Regions from separate parts of the Mus musculus genome. Here region 2 is linked to region 1. Evidence: chromatin loops called from intact Hi-C (ENCODE). Cell type or tissue: left cerebral cortex. All regions are shown on one strand.

Region 1 (2,500 bases):
AGCATCAGACACACATATATACATCAATCATAGGTGAAATTTAAGATCAGAGAAATTCAATAAAATGAAAGGTAATGGGAAAACACAAAGCACACAGTGGCGAAGCCACTATGTACCACCGTTAAAAGCAGGGACAAGGGTGTTTCCCATGGACGGCAGAAACAAAAGTCACAGTTCATTTGTCCACAGGAACAATGGGGCAGGGAGACAATGAGACCAGCCATCTTTAAATCTCAGCCCAGACATCTGTACCCAGACACAATGCCTTTAAAATCAAGGGTCAAATGAAAAATGTTTTCATAAACATGAGGACAGAGAATCCACTATCTGAATTCCCACACTGGAAGGAAAGATAAAATTCTTTCCACCAAAGGAGAAATGAGAGACACCGCTCAGAGAGCTAAGCGGTGGGCAAGCAGTGACTGACTGATTTTCCCCTTAAATTCTTGAAAAGCCAGTTGACAAATAGAAAGCAAAAAAAAAAAAAAAAAAAAAAAAAAAAAAAAAAAAAAAAAAAAAAAAAGGAAGTACAAAATAGAAAGGCATCTTTTGCAACTCAGAGGGAAGGAGAGGGAGAGGTTGCAAGCATTGACAGCCTGGGGCTATTTGTATGGCAAAATGAGATACACTCAACTTCTGGCCAGACACCAAATAACGACTTTAGAGAGGGCTTAAGCCTTGGCCTGACCCAGTCCCTGGCTCTGCTGCCAATGTTCAGGAAGGCATAAAGGAGAGGCGGGTGTAGAGAATGCTATCGGCACCATCCAGCCTGGAGGGAGGATATGAGTCGGAGGCGCCAGGCTTCCCTGCAGATAATGGCTGAGCGAGGAAAGAAATCAGAGAAGAGTTTACAGGGTGGAGAAAACTGAAAAGACATGTCAGATTTTCAAAAATCACGCAGGACTAAGCTGCAGTGTCCAGGAATTCACATTTAAATGATAAAACCAGGCCTGTAGATACATCAGGCATCAGGCTGATGCTTGCTTGCATGAGTGAAGGGAGCGGCTGGTGCAGGGCTCATTCCTGGATGAGCAAGCTCTCTTTCTCGAATCCATGTTTGCCGGAGAAAAATGTGTTAACCACACATTTGCTTTATGTGATTTTTTTTTCTGTATGCATTTTATTCTACAGTATGGTATTTTTAAAATAACCCGATACTTTTAAAGCATGAATAACAATTCAGTATGATTTTTTTGGTTTCTTGTCCGGTTGCTATAATTACCTTCTTTGTTGAGGGGGAGGGCTTGTTTATGCTCACGGTTCAAGACACTGTCCAGCATGGCAGGAAGATCCAGGCAGGTGCCTGAAGCAGCTTCTCAGAACGCAGCTACCGCTGCTGCAAATACTTTTTATTTACACAGTTCAGGAACCCAGCCACGGAACAGTGCCACCTACAGGGTGGGAATCTTCTTACCTCCATCACCATCCTTAAGACAATCCTCTGAGAGGCATGCCCAGAAGCCAGGCTCCCAGGTTTAAACTCCCTCAAGTTGACAACACTTACTACCACAGGGGTTCTGACACACACAGAATAAGAGGACTGTAACGGGACATGGTGAAGAAATAGACAGGGCTAGAGAAAGGATTGCCCTAAGGACCACAGCTTGACCCCTCAGATTCCTGCAGGCAACTTGTCACAAGAGCTTCCCCTCTCCACAATAAGACTTCAAACTTCAAGTTCTGAAGGGTCCAGAGGGCCTCACCTTGTCCTGGCATGGCGCTTCATGTTCTTTAGACTCATGGTGGCCTCGATTCACCAGACTTCAGAGAAGATGTGGAAGGGTCCACTGTGTCTATGTAACTCACCTGTGGGTCCCATAGCAAAGCTCAAGGATGTCTGTAGAAAACCAAGAAGTCTCCAGCATGCTATAAATTAAAAATCACTTTATTCTGAACGAAACACACACACACACACACACACACACACACACACACACACACACACACATGAAGGCATGACAGAGCTATTAGCAGCAACACACAAAGACATTGAATGGTGTGACTGTGTCTATACCAAGGCAGAGAAGAAAGACTGATCAGGCAGAGTCATGATACAGATGTGGAGGACCCAAAGCTGAAAATTCCCCAGCTGGAAACCACCATATCCATGAAAGCAGAAAAGAGCAGAGCAAACCACAAACAAATTTATTAGCAGGATGAATAGAAGCCAAAATGAACCATAGCATTAAATTAAGTATTATTGATAATTAACATTTATCTTCATTTTATTTAGTATGCTTATACATATGTGTGTGAGTCCATGTGTGTGCATGTGTATATGCACATACATGTATATGTGCACAATCTCATACATGTGCATGTACATGTGTGTGTGCGTGCGTGTGCGTGTGCGTGTGCGTGTGCGTGTGTGTGTGTGTGTGTGTGTGTGTGTACATGCCATGGTATATGCTGGGTGCTCAGAGGACAACTCTGCAATGTGAAGTCTCTCCTTCCACTATGATACCGGTTCTCAAGCTGTGGACCAAGACCCCTTTGAGGG
Region 2 (2,500 bases), 150 kb after region 1:
GGACGTCTGTTTGCAAAAGCCCTTCCTCCACCACTGACAAAGTGGGGCTGTGGCTTGGGTAGGCTACAGAGAAGATACTCATCTGGGCCTATAGTCCTGTCTGAAGTTGAGTAGTCATGTCTGGTGACAGTTTTAAGTCCCACGAGAAACACAGAGCCCCTAAGCATGTGTCTCCTCCGATCTGACTCTTATCATACCCAACCCCCAAGGACTACCTGTGGTTTTCACCCTGGCAACCTGACCTAACCCTGAGCTCTCCCAAGGTCCCCTCCCCAATCCCTCTGGGTGTCTAGCTTAGGTCTCCAGCCAGTGGGGACTATGTTTTCCACAGTGGGGCCTGTGCCTGGAAGTTCCTCACCAGCTGCTTCTTCCTAACTGTAACGTGGTGTCTACTTCCATATTGCCTTGATCTCCTGAGCCAGCACAACAGAAGTGGAAGATGCTCACAACAGAAATGAGCTCTGTCTGGAGGCAGGAGCCAGAGGTCAAGTTGTTAGAGGATCAGATGCCTGACCCAGGTCCCTTGGTGTTTATCCACTGTCCTATCTTCTGTATGCTGCCCAAAAAGGAGATTTGTGGCTCAGAGACAATCCTTGACGTTCCCTCTATCCCCAGATGACATGGCTCCCAACAGTGGTACCTGCCAACTGTGGAACCATTTCTGAGGCAAGGAAGGGAGCATACAAGGATCTGTCTCTCTAACTTGTACCTTCAGGAGGATGCCAGCTTGGTCTCCATCCCCCAGCCCCAGGGAGGTCTTGCCCCATTTCTGGAAAGGTAAGGATGCAGCAAGATGTGAATGGCTATCAACTGCAGGCAGCACTCCACAATCAGTCTATTGCCCAGGACAATCCCTGCAATGTTTCTGCTGTGAGCCATCATCTGTAAAGTGGTCAGCATAGCCTCTTCCCTGGGAGAAGGTGAAAAATGGAGGCCAGTGAAGACCCACATGGTACTTAGCCAACAGGCAAGGGTCAGGAGCAGAGCTTACCCCTCAGAACACTTATAAATCTCCACCTGCCCCGAAAATATCCATATCCCCACCGGGATGTACTGGGAGCATTTATGGAGTGCCAGCTGTATGCCAGAGTCCTCCCACACCTTTGGACTAGTCCTCCATGCAGCAGGGCAGCCCAGGGTTCTGTTCCAGGCACAGGCCTCATTACCCCGCCCCACCCCTTGCTGCTGTGTTCCATGTCTCTCTGGTTCGGATGCCTGCTCAGCTTAGAGCTGCTATTTCAGCTCACAACGTTTATAAAATTGCATCCGGAGCCTGGCACAGCAATGCAGAGCCAGCCTACTCCGAGTCCTCAGACAGCAGCTCCTGAATGCTAATTGAAAAGTGATTAATTACCTCCACAGGCTCCACTCTTGCGACTGCCACCCCTTGCTCTCCCGTTTCTCCCCAGTGGAGCTGAAGGCAGCCAGAGAGGTGTGTGCTGTGTGCTGTGTGTTCGAGCTAGGCTGTTTTCAGTCTCGTTGCTTTACAAGAGGATGAGCCCTGGGGCAGAAGCCCAGAAACCACTCAGGTCAAATCTTCCCTAATCTAGGCAAGTCCCTCCCAAACTCAGGACCAACACTCCATCCTGGGGAACTTCAGACTTTGATTCCTGAGTACTAATCTGAATCTCCATGACTGCCAATGCAGACTTGGAGGGTGGTCCCTGTGCAGACTTCTCATATCCATCTTGTCTGCCTGGCTCCTCCCAATGTTCTTCCTCCCTCCAACTCCTATGATTCCACTCTAGGGTCCCCTCCTGCCAGGACCCCATTCCATTGGTTCTAGGATACCTCTGCCACTGATAATGGGTTAACCTCTCTTTACTGTCTGGTGCTTCTGTACCCACAAACCTCACTTGCCACCCCTGAAAGAGCTATCAGAAGCCAGAACAGGTGCTTCACGGCCTGCGTGAGCCCTCAGGATCAAACTCAGAGTCTTCTCTGTCCCTGGTTTTGAACTCCTTATATCGCCAGGCAAGTGTTCCTGGGAAGACACCTAGACCACTGATCCTGAGCAAACCAGAGCTTTTGGTGTGGAGTGGGGATGACACACAGTGGGTGAAGCTTGCTGATCAAGACAGAGCTGGGGGACCCAGCAGCCAACTCAGCCTTAGCAGGGATCAGCACATTGATGGGAGAGCATTACCTGAAGAGGCCCCAAGAAGGATTTGGAAGGATCAGAGACAGAAAAGGGATGGGACAGGATCCGGAGGTTCTGGGTCAGGCCCCAATTCTTTGATTGGGTGTGCATTGACCAGACCAACGCGACACGCCTCAGGCTACTGTGGGAACCAGGAAGCAAGAGGTGGGTGTTGTCATGTCCCCACACTGGCGTGCCTCCCTGCCTTGCTGTGCTGTCATTTGAGGAAGGCCCTGCACGGGCCCCCTAGTCACCAGAATCTGAAATCTTGCCAGAAACACAACCTTTGAGGCAGTTTCCCCTCATTTAAATTCTTTCTTGACATTTGTATGACAGAGAACAGGAACAAAACAGCCAGGA

Evidence for each region. A loop is a pair of places that touch in the nucleus more often than their neighbours do. Peaks named below come from ENCODE experiments on the same cell type or tissue, not always from the same donor. Only the 100,000 strongest peaks of a DNase experiment are listed, where the experiment ranks them.
Region 2: it touches region 1 in a loop (2.6-fold over the local background); 1 of 42 quality-filtered maps calls a loop at or near these places.

What each region holds. Positions count from the first base shown.
Region 1 is chr15:74,178,789-74,181,288 of GRCm38, forward strand. No RefSeq gene overlaps it. Among named protein-coding and RNA genes, the nearest start is that of Gm32918, 24 kb to the right of the region's middle. In left cerebral cortex, a CTCF peak has its summit at 1,398 (motif pointing left); DNase peaks (open chromatin) are centred at 756, 994 and 1,374.
Region 2 is chr15:74,324,436-74,326,935 of GRCm38, forward strand. The region is part of intron 3 of Gm19859 (a long non-coding RNA gene); the gene reads right to left. Among named protein-coding and RNA genes, the nearest start is that of Gm32839, 40 kb to the left of the region's middle. In left cerebral cortex, no CTCF peak of the experiment used is centred here; DNase peaks (open chromatin) are centred at 1,267 and 2,273; H3K27ac peaks cover 694 bases.